Regions from separate parts of the Homo sapiens genome. Here region 2 is linked to region 1. A link is an interaction called in ENCODE POLR2A ChIA-PET data of the cell type or tissue named here. Cell type or tissue: B cell. All regions are shown on one strand. Each heading gives the region's core, and the rest is flanking DNA. Links, peaks and the distances in the headings are about the cores only.

Region 1 (10,969 bases), core at 2,237-7,236:
TCTTAAACTCCTAGGCTCAAGAGATCCCCTTACCTCAGCCTTCCAAGTTCTGGGATTCCAGATGTGAACCACTAACCTTGACCATACTCCTGTATTTCTTCATTGTGTCTTTCAAAACAGAAAAGCTTAAATTTTAATGTAGTCAAAATTACATACTTTTTCTCTGTTCCTAGTGTTTCTCTTGTCATATTATAGCCTCTTCTTCCTAAACCTAAGATCATGAATATTTTTGGGTGGCACATTCTGTAGCAACAAGAGGGTGAGGTTCTCCTTTGTTCCCAGAGGAGAATGAGACTGGTGTATTCTGCAGGCTAATAAGGAAATGAAACTCACTATACTATGGAGGATAAAAGTATATAAATTTACACTATAACAGTATAATGCCATATAGGCTAATACCGTTTATATGTGGCACTTATATATCATATACACGTTACATGTAATATTTACCAATTACCTACCATAACTAAACCATATACTGTATATAAATGCAACATATGTACATGTATATGTGTATATATATACACACACACTATATCCTGTACTAGATAATGCTAGATTCTATTAAAATACTGTACATGAATATCTCCTTTAAATTTCAAAAGAAAACACCTCACCAATATATTGGAAAAGAGAATCCTATAACAATATCATACCCGTGATGAAGTGGCATTCAATTCAGGAAAGCAATGCTGCTCTCACCTCTGAAAATCCATTCATGCAATACACCATAATAGTATAGGATCAACAGCAAACAACACAAGAACATCATAATAGATGCAGAAAAAGCATATGACAAACCTCAACATTTCTTCATGATAAAAACACTCGGCCGGGTGCAGTGGCTCACACCTGTAATCCCACCACTTTGGGATGCCAAGGCGGGAGGATCACAAGGTCAAGAGCTCGAGACAAGCCTGGCCAGCACGGTAAAACCTCGTCTCTACTAAAAATACAAAAAATTAGCTGGGCGTGGTAGCATGCGCCTGTAATCCCAGCTACCCAGGAGGCTGAGGTAGGAGAATCGCTTGAACCCAGGAGGCAGAGGTTGCAGTGGGCCGAGATCATGCCATTGCACATCCCAGCCTGGATGACGGAGCGAGACTCCATCTTAAAAAAAAAAACAACAACAACTCAATAAACTAATAATACAAAGTAACTTCCTTAACTTACTATAAGGTATATATAAAAAATGCAAAACTACCCTCATTCGTGATGGTGAAGGACTAACTGCTTTCTCCCAAAGATGAGACACAGACAAGGATGTCTGCTCTCATGCCTTCTACTCAGCTTGAGAAAGGAGATGCTACTAGGCCAACCAGGTCAGAAAACAAAAGCCTAGGCGGGACGCGGTGGCTCACGCCTGTAATCCTAGCACTTTGGGAGGCCGAGGTGGGTGGATCACGAGGTCAGGAGTTCAAGACCAACCTGGCCAAGATGATGAAACCCGTCTCTACTAAAAATACAAAAATTAGCCAGGTGCGGTGGCAGGAGCCTGTAATCCCAGCTACTTGGAAGGCTGAGGCAGAAAAATCACTTGAACTTCGGGGGAGAAGTTGCAGTGAGCCTAGAATGCGCCACTGCACTCTAGCCTGGGCGACAGAGTGAGACTCCATCTCAAAAAAAAAAAAAAAAAGAAAAGCCCTCCAGATTTATAGTAAAGACACATGCACGGCTGGGTGCAGTAGTTCATGCCTGTAATCCGGCATTTTGGGAAGCCAAGGCGGGTGGATCACCTGAGGTCAGGAGTTCAAGACTAGCCTGGCCAACATAACAAAACCCTGTCTCTACTAAAAATACAAAAATTGCCGGGTATGGTGGCGCAGGTCTGTAATTCCAGCTACTTGGGAGGCTGAGGCAGGAGAATCGCTTGAACCTGGGAGGGGGAGGTCGCAGTGAGCTGAGATTGTGCCAGTGCACTCCAGCCTGGGTGACAGAGGGAGTCTCTGTGTCAAAAAAAAAAAAAAATACATGCAGTGATTCTGGCAGGCATATAGACTGTCACTGCCCATACCGGTGTACAAACTGAGGCAGAAATACAAAAAGGCAAAAGACTTATGTTAGTTTTATATTTCTTTTTTTTTTTTTTTTTTTTGAGACGGAGTCTTGCTCTGTCCCCCAGGCTGGAGTGCAGTGGGGTGATCTCAGCTCACTGCAAGCTCTCCCTCCCGGGTTCACGCCATTCTCCTGCCTCAGCCTCCCGAGTAGCTGGGACTACAGGCACCTGCCGCCATGTCCGGCTAATTTTTTGTATTTTTAGTAGAGACGGGGTTTTACCATGTTAGCCAGGATGGTCTCAATCTCCTGACCTTGTGATCCACCCGCCTCAGCCTCCCAAAGTGCTGGGATTATAGGCGTGAGCCACCCCGCCCAGCCCTTACCTATATTCTTTTGTAAAATATTGAAAATGCCTGAACAGAGCCAGGAAGGGCCTCTTTTCTCTTGATCTTCATTATAGATTAACTTTCCTCTTACCTTTCTCACACAAAGACTTCATGGCCATCACAGTGTCTTAAGCTGGAATGTCAAATTTGATAATGGCTCACTGCAGCATCAAACTCCTGGGGTCCAGTGATCCTCCTGCCTCAGTGTCCCTTGTATCAGGAACTACAGGTGGGTGCAACCACACCTGTCTAATTTTTCTATTTTTCTTTTCTAGACATGGGTCTTGTATTACCAAGGCTGGTCTCCAACTCCTGGTCTCAAGCAATCATCCTGCCTCAGCCTCACAAAGCTGGGATTACAGGTGTGGGACACTGCACTAGGTCAAGAGTTTAACTTTTAGCTCCGGAGTTCTAAGCCCATTTCCCTAGAGTCTGTATTTTCTTGAATGGCAATTCTCAGATTTTCACTTAAATAATCTCCTTATAATAGGAATCTGATCATTTCAATCATTTAAGGTAGAAAAATCCAAACAAGGCGACTACATCACTGTAACCAATAAAGTATTTTTTGATTTTTATTCTAATGCACCATATAAAAGCCTATCCTTCAACCTGTAAACTAAAAATAAAAACCTAAGCTCCCCATCCCACCCCAATCAAGTCAACTGAGTGGCTCTTTACCAAGGGGAGGCCCCCCAAAAACCTGAAAGTTCCCAGTTACATTAGTAAGGGAGATCAGACACTCCATACTCCCTTCTGGAGTTTAGACACAGCAACTGACCCACATTCATATTAAAATAGACATAAGACCTGCAAAGAGGCCGGGCACAGTGGCTCAGTCCTGTAATCCTAGCACTTTGGGAGGCGGAGGGAGGCGGAGGCAGGCGGATTATTTGAGGTCAGGAGTTTGAGACCAGCTTGGCCAACATGGTGAAACCCCATCTCTACTAAAAATACAGAAATTAGCCGGGTATGGTGGCGTGCACCTGTAATTCCAGCTACTTGGGAGGCTGAGGCAGGAGAATTGCTTGAACCTAGGAGGCGGAGGTTGCCGTAAGCCGAGATTGCGCCACTGCACTCCAGCCTGGGCGAGAGTGAGGCTCCATCTCAAAAAAAAAAAAAAACCTGCAAAGAAACCCTTTGTACCAATAAATACTAAATTGCAAACAAGACCTAAGGCCATGCAAGGCAAGGGTAAAGTCACGCCTTAGAATTCATAAAATCTAGTGAAACATATCTGTTTTTTGGTGGGGATGGAATCACGTGGCAGGTAACAGACTCCCTTCACTTAAACATTCCTTCCTACCCCTTTCAAATTTTAGACACAACTTCACACTCTCAGCCAACTGCCAACTACAGAATCCCTCAACCACCTGTGCCTTCTAAGCCCCGCTTCTACGTGTCCTGCCCTGTCAGCCTTCCATGCCTTGATTGATCTTTTCCCTGCAATTCCTGTCTCGCTGAAATGAATAAAACCAAACTGCCATCGAACCTCCTGGGGACCACTTACTCGAGGCTACATGCGGTTGTTTCCCTTGGTCACGTTCTCTCATATTCGGCGTAGAACATAGTTCAAGTTATTTTGCAGAGTTTTGCTCTTTCCGTTATCAAACTGCAAGCCATGACTGGGTGTTTCTCATTCAGGAAACATTTCTCATTCATTTTTTTCAAACTCCTATTCTGAGAAGCAAAACTCTTTAATTTTTAAGAGGACTCAGTTTAGTTTGTTGCTGTTGTTTTTGTTTTGTTTTGTTTGAGACAGGGTCTCGCTCAGTCGCCCAGGCTGGAGTGCAGTGGCGCGATCTCGGCTCACTGCAGTCCCAATCTCCTCCCTCAAGCGATCCTCCCACCTCAGCCCCCCAGTAGCTGGGATTACAGGTGGGCGGCACCACGCCCGGCTCATTTTTTAAAAATTTATTTTTAATAGAAACTAGGGTCTCGGTATGTTGCCTAGGCTGGTCTCGAATTTCTGGGCTGAAGCAATCCCCCCGCCTCAACCTGCCAGGCGTGACCCACTGCGCCTGGCCTTCAATTTAGTTTTTCAGGAAAAAAGGGGGGACTGGGGACCCCGCAGCCCACCGCTCCTCCCACACGAACCACACACCCGAGGCAGGATTGCCTCCATGACCCTCCCGTGGTCTCCGCACAATCTGGGGAGACGCGGGACTACGGGCGCGGAGCTCCCCAGAGAGGGCTCCGGGGCCGGGGCCAGGGCCGGGGTCGCAGTCGCAGCGCAGAGACGGGACAGGACGCCTGGGGTCCCGGCTGCCGGCCCAACCCCACCCTGCGGCCGAAGGGACCGAGGGCCGAGCTACGCCAGGGGGACTCCGCTCTGCAGACCCGAAGTCGCTGCAGGAAGGCCTGGGTCCTGCTAGAGCCGGTTCGAGCCGGTTCCTCCCGGCCCCTCCCCCGTCTCGGGACCCCCGGCCCCGCACACTCACCATTTCCCGGCTTCCAGGTGTCCTGGCCTCCTCTCCACGGATCCCTCTAACAGTCCAGTCACAGTGCGGGCGATGGAGCGACAGAAGCTATGGCGGAGGCACCTGGTCCCTCTCGGGGCCGGAAAACCGAGATCCCGACCTCCCTTTGGTGCAAGACGCCTGGGAGTCAGGAAAGCGGGAATGCGGCCTCCCCTTCCCCGGATGGACAGTTGGCAGGACCCCGCCCCAGCGCCCCTGATTGGATGAGGCTCCAGTCCCCGTCCCATCGGTCCTGAGTGACAGCGGAAGCCCTGGGTAACAAGGCCCGGCAGAACCGAAATGACCTGTTCCAACCACAGATTATCTAAGCGAGCTCCCTCCCTGCGTCTTGCTCTTTGGGTATTTGCATTTCAGCCAAATTTGCTCCGAATTGCTAGAGGGGGTACCGTTGTCTTCCTCACTCAATGGGCTGTCCCTGCTCCTTTGTCTTGCACAGGAAATTCCAGACTCAGAGTCCAGTGGAGGTGAAGGAAATTAAAATATTTTACGCCAAAATATATTTATTTGACAGATTTTGAAATGGCTGTGGCTCGGCCGCAAAAAAAAGTGGACTGGCAAAGCTGTCTTTGGAGGGGGGGAATTTGCATCTGCAGAGAATCTCCATTGATGAAACCATGCCCTCTCCCCCTTTATTTCTTTCCCTTTATCCAAGCTAGAAGAGATTGTGACCTGAACACAGGCAGGGTGCGGTGGTTCACGCCTGTAATCCTAGCACTTTGGGAGGCCAAGACTGGAGGATCCCTTAAAGTAAAGAGTTAAAGACCAACTTGGTCAACACAAGAATACCCCTGTTTTGTTGTTTTTTTTTTTTAATTTTTATTTATTAAACTTTAAGTTCTAGGGTACATGCGCACAATGTGCAGGTTTGTTACATATGTATACATGCGCCATGTTGGTGTGCTGTACCCATTAACTCGTCATTTACATTAGGTATATCTCCTAATGTTATCCCTCCCACATCCCCCCACCCTAGACCCCTGTTTTTATTATTTAAAAATCTTTACGGCCGGGAGCGGTGGCTCACGCCTATAATCCCAGCACTTTGGGAGGCCGACGCGGGCGGATCACGAGGTCAGGAAATCAAGACCATCCTGGCTAACACGGAGAAGCCCCGTCTCTACTAAAAATACAAAAAATTAGTCGGGTGCGGTGGCGGGCGCCTATAGTCCCAGCTACTCGGGAGGCTGAGGCAGGAGAATGGCGTGAACCCGGGAGGCGGAGCTTGCAGTGAGCCGAGATTGCGCCACTGCACTCCAGCCTGGGCGACAGGGCTAGACTGTCTCAAAAAAAAAAAAGAAAGAAAAAGAAAAAGAAAATCTGTGAAGGTCAGAATTAGAGCAAGACCCATTTGGGATGCCTCCTGGAGAAAGGGTTTATGAATTTTTATTTATTATTTTATTTTATTGTATTTATTATCATTTTTTTTGAGACGGAGTCTCGCTCTGTCGTCCGGGCTGGAGTGCAGTGGCGCAATCTCGGCTCACTGCAAGCTCCGCCTCCCGCCCGGGTTCATGCCATTCTCCTGCCTCAACCTCCCAAGTAGCTGGGACTACAGGCGCCTGCCACCACGCCCGGCTAATTTTTTGTATTTTTAGTAGAGACGGGGTTTCACCGTGTTAGCCAGGATTGTCTCGATCTCCTGACCTCGTGATCCGTCCGCCTCGGCTTCCCAAAGTGCTGGGATTACAGGCGTGAGCCACCGCGCCCTGCGGGTTTATGAATTTAACAGTAAATTTAGCTTAAACTGACTCAAGTCGAGAGCTTCCTGTTGGTGAAAATGAAGGTCTTAAAGGAGAGAATAATTTCTAAACTGAGGAGGGGACAGAAGGGCATTTCAAACTCCCAGATAAATCCTTAATTTTCTCTGCCTCATCATCTGGGACTGACCCGCCCTGGGGGGCTCCATTTCAGCAGTCACAGTTTGGCTTCCAAGCTTGGAAATATCATTTACCTTCTGACAGAGGGTTTTCCTTGTGAACTGTGCATGAAGCAGGCTGCTTATCTGAACTACTTCAAATGTTTGCTTTACTTTTCTTTTGATTCCTTTATAAAATATTGCTGCCGGCTGGGCGCGGTGGCTCACGCCTGTAATCCCAGCACTTTGGGAGGCCGAGGCGGGCGGATCACGAAGTCAGGAGTTCGAGACCAGCCTGACCAACATGGTGAAACCCCGTCTCTACTAAAAATACAAAAATTAGCCGGGCGTGGTGGCACACGCCTGTAATCCCAGCTACTCAGGAGGCCGAGGCAGGAGAATCGCTTGAACCCGGGAGATGGAGGTTGCAGTGAACTGAGATTGTGCCACTGAACTCCAGCTGGGCGACAGAGCGAGACTCCGTTTCAAAAAAAAAAAAACATATATATATATATATATATATATATATATATATATATATACACACACACACTTATATATGTGTTTGTATATATACACATATATGTGTATATATACAAACACATATATAAGTATATATATACACATATATGTATATATATGTGTATATATATAGCTGCCATATAATTCCAGCTTTTCCATGCACTTAGTTTTATTCTGTTGTTGGCTTGTTGTTTTCTTGAGTGAAAATGAGTAGACTGAGAGATAAAGTATGAAAAATCTTTGGCTATCCCTCATCCCAAATTTATAATCTCTGACGACATCAGGCCTCTCTCCTCTTCCAGTGTTGGCCTGACTAGACCTCAAGGCAGACAACCTCCCCACCTCAAACCCCCTCCCCCCACCCCCACCTCCCCTGAAAGAAGGGCCCACTGAGTACAGGAAGACAACAGTGTCAGCTCTGGAAAGCCTGAAACATATTCTGAAATACCAGTATCCCCAGGGTGGGGGCCAGGCTGCAGTGCAAGGAGGAAATCCGGCTGTGGCTAGAATCTATATTTTTCTTTTCTTTTCTTTTCTTTTTTTTTTTTTTCGAGACAGGGTGTTACTCTGTCACCTAGGCTGGAGTGCAGTGCGCTGATCATAGCTAACTGCAGCCTCTACCTTCAAGGTTCAAGCAATCCTCTTTACTCAGCCTGCTAAGTAGCTGGGACTATAGTTGCAGGGCCACCAGGCTGGGCTAATTTTTTTTTTTTTTCTTTTTTTTTTAGAGATGAGGTCTCACTACGTTGCTCAAGCTGGTCTTGAACTCCTGGCCTCAAGCAGTTCTCCTTTCCAGCCCTCCCCGAGTCCTGGGATTGTATAGGTGTGAGCCACATGTCGGGCCTAGAACCTTTCATTCAAGCTCCACTCAGCCAGGTGTTAAATTCTCCTCTCACTCCGCCTCCCAGAAGGCGGGGCCCGTGGCACTGTCCAATCAGGAGGGGCGGGGGGGTGTGGCTGTGCAAATTGTCCAATCAGGCGCGGCTCTGGGAGGAGGCCGCGAAGCTCCATAAAACTGCGAGGCGTTCCTTTCACCCGCCCACAGTGGGTGTCAGGTCTATGCTGCTCTGAGAAGCACCAGAGGTGGCTTCGCTGCAGCTTCTTTCCAGCTGTGACTTGCAATGAACACGAAAGACATAAGGAGAACCATAGACACCTCAGAAGCCAGGAAATGGTGAGTGCTGGGGGGATGTCCCGAGACTGTGGAGCAAGGTGCTGGACAGGAACCTGCTGTGACGGGACCCAGGCCTGTCCGGGGCGACTTCGGGACCGGTGGACTGGAGTCCCCCTAGCGCAGCCACCGCGCCCGATTTAAGAGAGAATTTTCAATGGCTAAACTGCACATGTACATCTCCTGACACAGAGCACCTGGTGACAACCATCAACTGTGAAGGTCAGGGAGCTGCTGAAGCAGAAGAGAGTCCATATTTCATTAGTTTTTTTTTTTTTTTTTGGAGACGGAGTCTCGCTCTGTCGCCCAGGCTGGAGTGCAGTGGCGCGATCTCAACTCACTGCAACCTCTGCCTCTGGGGTTCAAGCAATTCTCCTGTCTCAGCCTCCCGAGTAGCTGGGACTACAGGCGCACACTGCCACGCCCAGCTAATTTTTTGTATTTTAGTAGAGACAGAGTTTCACCGTGTTGCTCTTGTTGCCCAGGCTGGAGTGCAATGGTGTGATCTCAGCTCACGGCAACTTCCGCCTCCCAGGTTCAAGCGATTCTCCTGCCTCAGCCTCCTGAGTAGCTGGGATTACAGGCACGCGCCACCACGCCTGGCTAATTTTGTACTTTTAGAGACGAGGTTTCTCCATGTTGGTCAGGCTGGTCTCGAACTCCTAACCTTAGGTGATCCGCCCGCCTCGCCCTCCCAAAGTGCTGAGATTACAGGCGTGAGCCACCGCGCCCGACCTTCATTAGTGGTTTTATATAACAGTTTGTTAATGTCGAAATAATAGTTTGCTGGCTTCTTCATTTTATCAAAGGAATAATTATTTGCCAGTTTTAAAATCCACTTAAAACTGTCTTGAAATTTTTCTCTTCTACTTTACGGTAAACACAGGAGGAAAGCAGGGACTCTGCTGGATTCTCTTTCGAACACTGGGATTGAGGGTGTTTGCCTCGTGGAACTGAACAATGTGGGTGAAAAGCAGGTGGAAAACTTGCAGGGGGCAGCATAGCCTGAGGCCGGTGATCCACACTGAGACTAATCTGGAGCCTGCAAAGGGAGGGAAAGGGAGCTCCCCCGATTGCTTCCTGGGCAGCCTGCCTTCCCCTGTAGGTAGTCTCCAGCTGCTCCGAACAGCTCCAGCTCCAGCTCCAGGAGTGTGGATTCTGAGAAGCTGCAGAGCCCTGGAAAGCAGGAACTTCACAGGCAAATGCACGTGCGGGTTTCTCTCCTTTCTGAGGTTGTACCTCTAGTTTCCCAAGGTAGTTTTCCGGAAAACTTTTTGTTTTTTGAGACGGAGTCTTGCTCTGTCACCCAGGCTGGAGTGCAGTGGCGCGATCTCGGCTCACTGGAACCTCTACCTCCCGGGTTCAAGCGATTCTTGTGCCTCAGCCTCCCCAGAAGCTGGGATTATAGGCGCCCGGCTAATTTTTGTAATTTTAGTAGAGACGGGGTTTCGCCATCTTGGCCAGGCTGGTTTTGAACTCCTGACCTCAAGTGATCCGCCCGCCTCGGCCTCTCAAAGTGTTGGGGATTACAGGCATGAACCACTGTGCCCGGCCTTGATTTTTCTATGTATAGAGTTGCTGCAGTCAGGCTGTAATTTGTATATATGAAGAAAATATGTAAAGATCATATTTAGAGACTCATTTAGGTAGCGTTCCAGAGAAATGGTTTATGAGCTAGAGAGGTTGGAATTTCAAGGGGCCTAAATTGACCACAGGTGAGAGTTTTCTGCTGGTGTAAATTATTAAGGTATTGAAGGAGGGAGCGTTCCCACATTGTGATGCTGTGACAGGAGGGCATGTTGAGCTCCCAGAGTTAAATCCTTAGGTTTCCTGCCTCATCATCAGGGTCTAATGTACTCTGTGGCTCCACTTCAGCAGTCACTGACTCTTAAGCTTGGGAATATGTTCTACCTTCTGAATTCATCTTTTCCTTTTTAAATGTTCTGAAGTGCCCTGCTTATCTGAGCTAGTTCAAATTTTCGCTTTACTTCCCTTTTGATTTCTTTACAGATTACGGAAATAGAACTTGTTTTTCCATGTATTTAATAATTTTATTCACTTGTTGGCAGTTTTTTATTTTCTTGGGTGAAAATGAGTAGATTGATTTGGGAGGCGAAAGTGGGAGGTTCACTTGAGGCTAGGAGTTCAAGACCAGCCTGGACAACAAACGAAATCCCGTCTCTACAAAAAATTAAAGAATTTGCCGGGCTTGGTGGCATGTACCTGTAGTCTCTACTACTCAGGGGACTGAAGCGGAAGGTTCGCTTGAACCCAGGAGATGGAGGCTGCAGTGAGCTATGATCATGCCATTGCACTCTAACCTGGGTGGCAGAGCTAGACCCTGTCTCAAATAAATAAATAAAGTAATAAATAAGTAAATAAAGTAATAAATAAGTAAATAAAGTAAAAAATAGAGAGAGATAAAGAGGTATGGTATGAGAAAGCCTTGGGCACGCTTCCCATATCCTCATCCCAAATTTCCGATCCCTGGGAATATCACGCCCTTTCTTCTGTTCCAGTCCTGCCTGGAACTCCCTGCGCACACCTGTGACTCCTC
Region 2 (10,969 bases), core at 3,955-8,954, 270 kb after region 1:
TTTCACAGAATCCTCCAACACCCACACTGACCCTCCCAGCCCTCCAAATGGATGGTTTATCTACAACTGTAGTCAATTCTCATTGTTTAGTGATTGTCTCCATGTTTAGTGGATGGGCGCAATGCTATACAGCTAGACATGATGATGCCATCAGTGGTAAATAATTAATCATTGAAATTATTCCTGGTTTTAGTATTCTTTTGTGGACAGAACAAAACCAATGAGGTAATTTTATATGTGCTGCTGAAGCGAGCACAACCAAGGAGGTAATTTTATAGCTGATATAAACCACATTCTTGCAAAAACTACGGAAGACTTATTAAAATACATACCATCCTTAACCATCAGAGCAAAGAGAATATAAAAATCTAAACATAAAAAGGACTTTAGAGAAATAGCTGTCAAAACACTGGACTTCAATGGCCAGAAGCATTAGCCCTGGCCCTTATAAAAATCTGAAATACTACCAACAGTAGACATGGATTATCTCCTTTTCTGTAGTTTTTGGGTTTTGGTTGCACTGTAGCTATTGGTATATCTAAACTTTACATTCCTGGATTGAGTAAATATTCTTGGGAATGAAGTGAACAATATGATGCTATGACTAGCTACATGTAAGAACTAACCAGTGGCCGGGCATGGTGGCTCATGCCTGTAATCCTAGCACTTCGGGAGGCCGAGGCAGGCAGATCGCTTGAGGTCAGGAGTTCAAAACTAGTCTCGCCAACATGGTGAAACCCTGTCTCTACTAAAAATACGAAAAAGTTAGCCAGGCATGGTGGTGGGCACCTGTAATCCCAGGTACTTGGGAGGCTGAGGCAGGAGAATCGCTTGAACCCGGGAGGTAGGAGGATGCAGTGAGCTGAGATCATGCCACTGCACTTCAGCCTGGGCGACACAGTAAGACTCCATCAAAAAAAAAAAAAAAAAAAAACTAACTAGTATATTTGGAGCATGTCATCAACAGGTTAAAAAAAATGCCATCACTTTTGACCAAAAGATAAGGTATTTCCAGGTGTGGTGGCTCAGGCCTGTACTCCCAGCCATTTGGGAGGCCAAGGTGGGAGGATAACTTCAGTCCAGGGGTTCGAGACCAGTCTGGGCAACATAGCAAGACCCTGTCTCTGTAAAAAAAAAAAAAAAAATTAGCTGAATGTGGAGATATGTCTCAGTAGACCTAGTTACTCAGGAGACAGAGGCAGGAGCATCACATGATCCCAGAGTTTCAAGGCTGCAAGGGGCTGATCATGCCAGTGCACTGCAGCCTGGGCAACAGACTGAGACCTTGTCTATAAAAAAATAAAAATAGGTCAGGCACAGCGGCTCACGCCTGTAATCCCAGCACATTGGGAGGCTGAGGCAGCTGGATCATTCAAGGTTGAGAGTTCGAGACCAGCCTGGCCAATATTAAACCCCATCTCTACTTAAAAATACAAATATTAGCTGGGCATGGTGGTGGACGCCTATAATCCCAGCTACTCGGGAGTCTGAGACATGAGAACCACTTGAACCTGGGAAGCAGAGGTTGAGTGAGCCGAGATTGCACCACTCCTCTCCAGCCTGAGTGACAGAGTGAAACTGTGTCTTCGGAAAACAACAACAACAAAAGAATATTATTCAGGCATAAAAAAGCAATGAATTACTGACATATGCTACCACATGGAGGGAACCTGAAAACATGCTAAGTGAAATAAGCCAGACACAGAAGGACAAATATTGTATGCTCCACTTATTTATTTTTTTGATTCGTTTTTTTGAGACAGAGTCTCACTGTCACCCAGGCTGGAGTGCAGTGGTGCGATCTCAGCTCACTGCAACCTCTGCCTCCATGGTTCAAGCGATTCTTCTGCCTCAGCCTCCTGAGTAGCTGGGACTACAGGCGTGCACCACCACACCCAGTTAAGTTTTGTATTTTCAGTAGAGACGGGGTTTCACCATATTGGCCATGCCGGTCTCGAACTCCTGACCTTGTGATCCACCTGCCTCAGCCTCCCAAAGTGCTGGGATTACAGGCGTGAGCCACCACGCCCAGCCCTAGATGCTCCACTTAGTCAAATTCACAGAGCAAGAGAGTAGACTAGACGTCATCAGGGATTGAGTGTAGAGAAGGGAAGTTGTTTTTTAATGGGTACTGAGTTTCTGTGTGGAGCGATGAAAATCTAGAGATAATTAGCTGTAATGGCTATAACACATTGTAAATGTATTTAATGCTCCTGAATGACACACTTAAAAATGATTAAAGTGGAAATTTTATGTTAGTACATGTTACTTCAAGACAATTTATGAACAAAAGAAAAGACACAATTCAAGCTACTATATATGAACACAACAATATCTAGAAGCACTGGATGGAGGTTGGTGTGGTGGCACATGCCTCTAGTCCCAGCTACTCAGAGCCTGAGGTGGAAGGATCGCTTGAACTCAGGAATTCAAGCCCAACAGGGGCAACTAGTAAGACCCTGTCTCTTAAAAAATAATAATAATGATAATAATAATAATAATAATGCACTGAATGGACAAAACAGCAGAGGAGATATTGCTGAAATAAAGATAAGTGAACCTCAAAAACTAGGAGTATAACCGATTTAAAATATAGCACTCAGACAAAAAAATGAACAGAACCTCAGTGAGCTGTGTAATGGGACAATTGTACAAGGACTCCTTGAAAGACAGGAGTAAAAACAGAACAAACAAAAAATATTTCCATAAATATTTCAGGCCGAGCACAATGGCTCAGGGGTTTATTGAGCTTTTTGGATCTCTAGGTTTATAGTTTTCATCTAATTTGGAAAATATTTGCTGTAATCCCAGCACTTTAAAAGGCCGAGACAGGCAGATCATGAGGTCAAGAGATTGAGACCATCCTGGCCAACATGGTGAAACCCTGTCTCTACTAAAAATACAAAAATTAGCTGGGCATGGTGGCACGCGCCTGTAGACCCAGCTACTCAGGAGGCTGAGGCAGAAGAATCATTTGAACCTGGGAGGCGGAGGTTTCAGTGAGACAAGATTGCGCCACTGCACTCCAGCCTGGCAACAGAGCAAGACTCCATCTCAAACAAAAACAAAACAAAACAAAACAAAACAACAATAACAAAACTAGCAGTAACAATATGTTTTACACAGGAGTTTGAGACCAGCCTGGGCAACATGGTGAGACCCCATCTCTACAAAAAAAATTAAAAATTAGCCAGATTGCCGGGTGCGGTGGCTCACACCTGTAATCCCAGCACTTTGGGAGGCCGAGGCGGGCGTATCACGAGGTCAGGAGATCGAGACCATCCTGGCTAACACGGTGAAACCCTGTCTCTACTAAAAATACAAAAAAATTAGCTGGGCTTGGTGGCAGGCCCCTGTAGTCCCAGCTACTCAGGAGGCTGAGGCAGGAGAATGGCGGGAACCCGGGAGGCAGAGCTTGCATTGAGCCGAGATCCCGCCACTGCACTCCAGCCTGGGCAACAGAGTGAGACTCCGTCGCAAAAAAAAAAAAAAAATTAGCCAGGCATGGAAGCTCACACCAGTGGTCCCATCTACTCAGGAGGCTGAGGTGGAAGGATCACTTGAGCCTTGGAGGACGAGGCTGCACTGAGCCATATTCATGCCACAGCACTCCAGCCTGGGTAACAGAGTGAGACCCTGTCTCAAAACAAACAAACATTTGTCGCATATTTTCCAAAACAGATAAAAATTATGAACCTACAGATGCAAAATGCTCAACAAACCACAGGCACAATATATATCAACAAATCTACACCAAGACACAGCATCAAATTGCTGAAAACCAGGTATAATAAAAAATTCTTTAAAGAAACCAGAGAAAATAGACACCTTAACAACAGACAACCAAATGTAACATTGATTACATACTTATTATCAGAAACAATGCAAACAGGAAGACAATGGAGTAACATCCTTAAAGAACTAAAAGAACAAGGATATCAACAAAGAATCTTATATTGAGCAAATAATATCTTTCCAAATGAATGGAAAATACTTTATTTAGTCATAATAAATGTGTTTGCAATCAGCATATTGGCTCATTGAGAAAGGTACAGCCGGGTGTGGTGGCTCACGCCTGTAACCTGAGCATTTTGATAGGCTGAGGTGGGTGGATCACCTGAGGTCAGGATTTCAAGATCAGCCTGGCCAACATGGTAAAACCCCATCTCTACTATAAACACAAAAATTAGCTAGGTGTGGTGGCGCATACCTGTAGTCCCAGCTACTTAGGAGGCTGAGGCAGAAGAATCACTTGAACCCAGGAGGCGGAGGATGCAGTGAGCCAAGATCGTGTCACTGCACTCCAGCCTCGGCGACAGAGTGAGATTCCGTCTCAAAAAAATAAAGGTCCAGCTGGGTGCAGTGGCTCATGCCTGTAATTGCGACACTTTGTGACGCCGAGGCGGGAGAATTGCTTGAGTCCAGAAGTTCAAGACCAGCTTGAGCAACACGGCAAGACTCCATCTCTACAAAAAAATTAAAATGGCATGGTAGTATGTGCCCGTCCAGATCACTGAATCCGTAAAAAAAGAAAAACAGGCCAGGTGCGGTGGCTCATGCCTGTAATCCCAGCAGTTTGGGAGGTCGAAGCAGGCAGATCACCTGAAGTCAGGAGTTCGAGACCAGCCTGACAAACATGGTAAGATCCCATCTCTACTAAACATACAAAAATTAGCTGGGCGTGGTGGCGGGCACCTGTAATCCCAGCTACTCGGGACGCTGAGGCAGGGGAATCACTTGAACCCGGGAGGTGGAGAAAGCAGTGAGCCACGAGATCATGCCATTGTACTCCAGCCTGGGTGAGACAATGAGATTCCATCTCAAAAACAAAGGAAAACAAAACAAAAACCAAACAAACAAAAACCAAACTGGCTGTCTTACTACTGGGGTGGCTGAGTAAGTCCTCTAAACTACTATTCCTATCAAATGGTCCTTGGACACACCCTTAGAGTTTTCTCTTCCCAAGATGATTTTTCATCTTGGTAATATGGATAGACTGGGAATTTTCCAAATCTTTTTGTTTCAGTTCCATCTTAATAATTCCATCTCCAGTCAAGTCTTTCCTCACATTAGTATATGCAGTCAAGAGGAACCAAGCTGCCTTTTTCAACACTTCTTAGAAATGTTGTCAACTCAATATCCAATTTCATCACTTCCTAGTTCTACTTTCCACAAAACTAGCACAGGACCACGATACACAAAGTTCTCTGCCACTTTATAAGAAGAAATCAACTTTTCTCCATTGTGTAATAACATTAACCTCAATTCTCTTTTTACATATATTTTAGTTTGTTTCAGAAACAGGGTCTCACTCTCTCTCCAGCCCAGGCTGGAGTGCAGTAGCATGACCTAGCTTACTGCAGCCTTGAACTCCTGGGCTCAAGTGATCTGGTGACCTCAGCCTCCCTGGTAGCTATGACTACAGGCATATACCACCAAGCCTAGCTAAATTTTCCTTTTTTCTTTTTTTGTAAGGATGAGGTCTCACCATGTTGCCCAGACTGGTCTTGAACTCCAGGCCTCGGTTGGGCATGGTGGCACACACCTGAAGTCCCAGCTACTTGGGAGGCCTGAGGCAGGAGGATCTGTTGAGCTTAGGAGTCGGAGGTGGCAATGAGCTATAATCACGCCACTGCACTCCAGCCTGGGCAACAAATTGAGATCCCCATTTCCAGGAAGGAAGGGAAAGGAGAGGAGGGGAGGGGAGGAAGAAGAGAAGAGAAGGGAAGGGAAAGGGGAAGGAGAAGGGGAAGGGGAAAAGGAAGAGGAAGGGGAAGGGGGAAAATCCAAGCCTCAAGCGATCCTCCCATCTTGGCCATTCAAAGTACTGCCATAACAGGCATGAGCGACCATGCACATTCCACTTTCATTTTTGAGGATCCACTCTCATAATCTAACCTAATCCTTATCATATCTCAAAGAAACCATTGCCTAATACTGCCACATCAGGGAAGTGGAAAAATAAATAAAATTTTCTACAAACATTTATTCCATAACAAGTGATTAGTAGCTTTTTATCATTTTCTAAATACTCTTCATGTTAATCCCTTATCAGATATATAATTTGGAAATGGTTTCTCCCATTCTATGGGTTACCCATTTACTCTGTTAATATTGCCTTTTGATGCCAAAGGTCCACAAAATCCAAATTATTCTTTCCCTTGTGGGTCATGCTTTTGGTGCCAAATCTAGGAAATCATTGCCAAATTCACTGTAATACAGCTTTTGCCATGTATTTTCATCTAACAGTTATACAGCTAAGATGGACACTCACATATTTCGTTCATTTTAACTTCTGTACATGTTAGGTATGGGTACAACGTCATCCTGTTGCATGTGGATGTGCATTGCCCAACAGCATCATTCTACAGAAACATTAAGCTATCCCCCATTGAATAGTCACAGCAGACTTTTCAGTAATTGTTAGACTTTATGTAAATTATTAGACTTTATTAGACTTTCTGTGTTATCTTGTTGCATTGTCTATTTCTGCGTTATTACGCTAGTACCAAACAGTTTTTATTAGTATGGATTTGTAATAAGTTTTGAAATCAGGAAGTGTGAGTTCACCAACTTTGTTCTGGCTTTTTTTTTTTTTTTTTTTGAGACAGAGTCTCGCCCTGTTGCCCAGGCTGGAGTGCAGTGGCATGATCTCAGCTCACTGCAACCTCCACCTCTCAGGCTCAAGTGATTCCCCTGCCTCAGCCTCCTGAGTAGCTGGGATTACAGGTACGCGCCACCATGCCCGACTAATTTTTGTATTTTTAGTAGAGATGCGATTTCACCATGTTGGTCAGGCTAGTCTCCAACTCCTGACCTCATGATCCACCTGCCTCAGCCTCCCAAAGCGGTGGGATTACAGATGTGAGCCACCACATCTGGCCATTGTTCTGGCTTTTGAAGACTGTTTTGTTCATTCAGAGACCCTTGAGATGTCATATATAAAAAAATAAAAAATGTTAAAAAATGGCTCCTAAGAAGGAATCAAGTGGTCAAACCTATCCCTAAAAGGCTAGCAGGGGACAAAAAGTGGTATCTCTCAATAAGAAAATACAAACCTAAGATGTTTTGAAAAGTGGTGTATCACCTTGGAAAGTTCGTCATAAGGTAAGAACAAACCAAGAAATCACACACTAAAGCAGAGAGAAGCTGAAGTTCCTCAAAGTGTTAGAGCTGCCCCTACAGTGGCAAAAATGATCCCTCTAGTTCATGATAAACTAAGGATAAGCATTAAGTGTGTGGCTAGAGGACACGTCACAGAACCACAGCCCTACTGATGGTAACATCATACTTGAAAAAACACTTAGCCAGGCCAAGCGCAGTGGCTCACTCCTGTAATCCCAGCACTTTGGGAGGCCAAGGCGGGTGGATCACAAGGTCAGGAGTTCGAGATCAGCCTGACCAACATGGTGAAACCCAGTCTCTACTCAAAAGACAGCTGGGTGTGGTGGCGCGCACATGTAATCCCAGCTACTCAGAAGGCTGAGGCAGGAGAATCACTTGAACCCGGGAGGTGGGGGTTGCAGTGAGCCAAGATCACGCCACTGTACTCCAGCCTGGGCGACAGAGCAACACTCCGTCTCAAAAAAAAGAAAAAAAAAAAAGAAGGAAAGAAAGAAAAGAAAACAAAAAACACTTAGCCTCTGTAAGCATCACTGTGAGGGGGCTGAGGAGAGCAAGAGGAAGGAGTTTGAAGCCAGTAAGTTCTGGCTAGGCTAACTATGCAACACAGTGCAGCCCAAGAACTTGAAGACCACAGGAGAATTGGCATCGGCTGATGCCAGGGAAACAACAGCATTCCTAGAAGAGCTCATAAAACAGAAAAAAGACACTACCTTCCAGAGTAAATCTTCTATTGTCATGAATCAGGCATGTTCTAGAAGATGCCCAATGGTACCTTCATACATGAGTGCAGGTACTGGGGTTCAAGGCCTGGAAAGACCACCTTTTTCTGGTGCTGTCAGGCCATGCATTAGTTCATGAGAACAAGCGAGGCTTCGTCTACTGAGCAATCACCAGGTTCTTTAGGACAAAAGCAAAACTTGCTGGCCTGTGTCCTGGCAAGAACATAAGAAGGCTTTCTTCTAGCAATGCTTCACTCCTGATGTGATGGAATACCTCAAAGAGAAGGGACTGCCACTCAAGGTCTTCCTCAGAATTGACAACACTCCAGGCCATCTCTCCAATCTCTGTTTTGCCTAAAAGAACATGCAAGTGATATTTCTGCCTCCTAAAACTACATCACTGCTGCGTCACTAGATCAAGGCATCAAGTGCATTCAAGTGACTTACATCCTTGGGTGAATTCATGGAGTCTTGATGCTAACCTTGAATGTACCACAGTGGTTTTATTGAAGAGCTTCACAATTACAAATACAATTGTGCTTATTGGGAAGGCTACAGATGCCCTAAAGCCCAGGACAGCCAATACATGTTACAAGCCATCATGGGGTAAGGGAGTCAATGATTTCAAGGACTTCCCTACTATTAATGCAGTTATTAAGAATATGTGAAATGTTGCAAAAAAAGTTGGTGGGGAACGCTGTCTGAAATGACTGAGGATGACGTTAAGGAACACACCGAAAAGCAAAGAGAAACCCTTACCAGCTAGGAACTTCAAAGTCTGCTGAAATCCACTACAGATGATGATGAGCTAGAAAACTTAGAAGACACAGAGCCATTGATTTGGACACTTGAAAAGTTTGCCACAGTTTTTCAGTAGGCAAAGGTGAAAAAGAGGTACGATCCTCAAAGATCCTATAATGGAACAAAGCTTTCAATCTACCTGAGAAACAACAACATGCCTATAAGCACCACAAGATTTTTTTTTTTAATGAAGCAAAGGAAAAGAAGAACTAGCTTCCTATAGCTAAGCATCTGCAAATAAGACGGAACATTCAATGGTTTTTTCAGTAGGCAAAGGTGAAAAAGAGGTACGATCCTCAAAGATCCTACAGTGGAACAAAGCTTTCAATCCACCTGAGAAACAACATGCCTATAAGCACCACAAGATTTTTTTTTTAATGAAGCAAAGGAAAAGAAGAACTAGCTTCCTATAACTAAGCATCTGCAAAGAAGATGGAACATTCAATGGTTACAGATCTTCAGCCCTCAAGCCAAACAGATCCTAACATTAGTATTACATAGCCTCCTCAAATGAGTCCACATCTATAATCACAAGTTGGTTCTTCCAACATAGATGATAGTCCTGATGGCCTGTCAAGATTCAAGTTAACCTGATGTCTCACTACTTACCCACAATGCCATACATCTAGTCATCTCAACACATCAAAACACTGGGCACCACAGAATCATCATCATTGTTATAATCACTATACTTGGGTTATCAAGAGAGAAGACCCAGGGTTTTGGTAAGTGTTAACACATTAAACAGAAGAAATAGGTGAGAGTTGAAACAAAGAAACTTTAATGTTCTGGCTGACTACACTATGTTGATAGGCTCACAATTACTGCATCTATACTGAAAATACATAGACTCTTTTCCTTATCATGATTCCCTAAACAATACAATAGAACAACTATTTGCATAGCTTTTATAATGCATGAGGTATTTTAAGTAATCTAGACATAATTGAGACTATACAAGAGGATGTGGGTAAGTTACATACAAACATGTCATTTTATAAAAGGGACTGGACATGGCTCACGGAGTGCTGGAACCAATACCCAGCAGGTATCAAGGGATGACTGTACTGGAAAGAAACTGAAACTACTTAAGGCTTTACCAAGTGCTTACATTCACAGGGTCTATCTCCAATGTGTTTCGTACAAGTATCTGAAATGAAATAAAATTAATAAATGCTTTCCCACATTCCATACATTTAGAGAGAATGCTAGTGAGTCTTTTTATGTCTATGCAAGGAACTGAGAGAAGCAAATGCTTTCCCACATTCCTTACATTCATATGGGTTCTCTCCAGTGTGAGTTTTTTTCCAGTGAGTCTTTTTATGTCTATGCAAGGAACTGAGAGAAGCAAATGCTTTCCCACATTCCTTACATTCATACGGGTTCTCTCCAGTATGAGTTTTTTCATGTCCTTGAAGAAAACGGGAATGAGTGAAGGCTTTACCACATTGTGGACATTCATAGGATTTCTCTCTCATGTGAATTCTTTCATGTCGTAGAAAGCAAGTGAGCCAAGAGAATGCTTTCCCACATTCCTTACATTCATACGGCTTCTCTCCAGAGTGAATTCTTTCATGTACCTTTAAGTTATCATAATGACCGAAGGCTTTCCTACATGTTTTACACTCATAAGGTTTCTCTCCTGTGTGAGTCCTTTTATGTCGAGAAAGGTATCTGAAACGACTGAATGCTTTCCCACATTCCTTACACTCATATGGCTTCTCTCCAGTGTGAGTTGTTTTGTGATTTTGAAAGGAACAGAAATCAATACAGGCTTTCCCAAGTTTGCATTTATAGGGTTTCTCTCCAGTATGAGTTGTTTCATGCCTTCGAAGGGAACTGGAAATACGGTAGGCTTTGCCACATTGTTTACATTTATAGGGTTTCTCTGCAGTGTGAGTCCTTTCATGTCTTTGAAATACACTGGGATAAACAAAGGCTTTCCCACATACCTTGCATTTATGAGGTCCATCTCCAGTGTGCATTATCATATGACTTCGAAAGCTTGAGCGATGAGATAATGCTTTCCCACACTGCTTGCATTCATAGGGTTTCTCTCCAGTGTGAGTTCTTTCATGACTTTGCAGTGAACTAGGACAATCAAAGCCTTTCCCACATATCTTACATTTATGAGGTCCATTTCCAGTGTGCCTTATCATGTGTCTTTGAAAGCTTCCCAGATGATGAAACGCTTTCCCACATTGCTGACATGCATAGGGTTTCTCTGCACTGTGAGTGGTTTCATGTCTTTGAAGGGAACCGGAAACACTGAAGGCTTTCCCACATTGTTTACATGTATAGGGTTTCTCTCCAGTGTGAGTTCT

Evidence for each region. ChIA-PET counts read pairs that join two places held together with the same protein. Peaks named below come from ENCODE experiments on the same cell type or tissue, not always from the same donor. Only the 100,000 strongest peaks of a DNase experiment are listed, where the experiment ranks them.
Region 2: POLR2A ChIA-PET joins it to region 1 with 7 read pairs; 2 of 35 experiments call an interaction of 5 or more read pairs at or near these places.

Annotation. Positions count from the first base shown.
Region 1 is chr19:12,151,731-12,162,699 of GRCh38, forward strand. ZNF625 (zinc finger protein 625) reads right to left here and starts at 5,004. Exons shown (of 4, transcript NM_145233.4): 1 at 4,826-5,004. The coding sequence starts at 4,828. It overlaps ZNF625-ZNF20 (ZNF625-ZNF20 readthrough (NMD candidate)), which reads right to left and starts at 5,001. Exons shown (of 8, transcript NR_037802.1): 1 at 4,826-5,001. RefSeq lists a silencer at 4,521-4,690 and enhancers at 4,667-5,358, 4,921-5,030. In B cell, for the core only: no CTCF peak of the experiment used is centred there; a DNase peak (open chromatin) is centred at 5,021; H3K4me3 peaks cover 1,664 bases; H3K27ac peaks cover 1,546 bases.
Region 2 is chr19:12,420,303-12,431,271 of GRCh38, forward strand. It overlaps ZNF443 (zinc finger protein 443), which reads right to left. Exons shown (of 4, transcript NM_005815.5): 4 at 9,404-10,969. The coding sequence ends at 9,854. Among named protein-coding and RNA genes, the nearest start is that of ZNF443, 15 kb to the right of the region's middle. In B cell, for the core only: no CTCF peak of the experiment used is centred there; no DNase peak of the experiment used is centred there.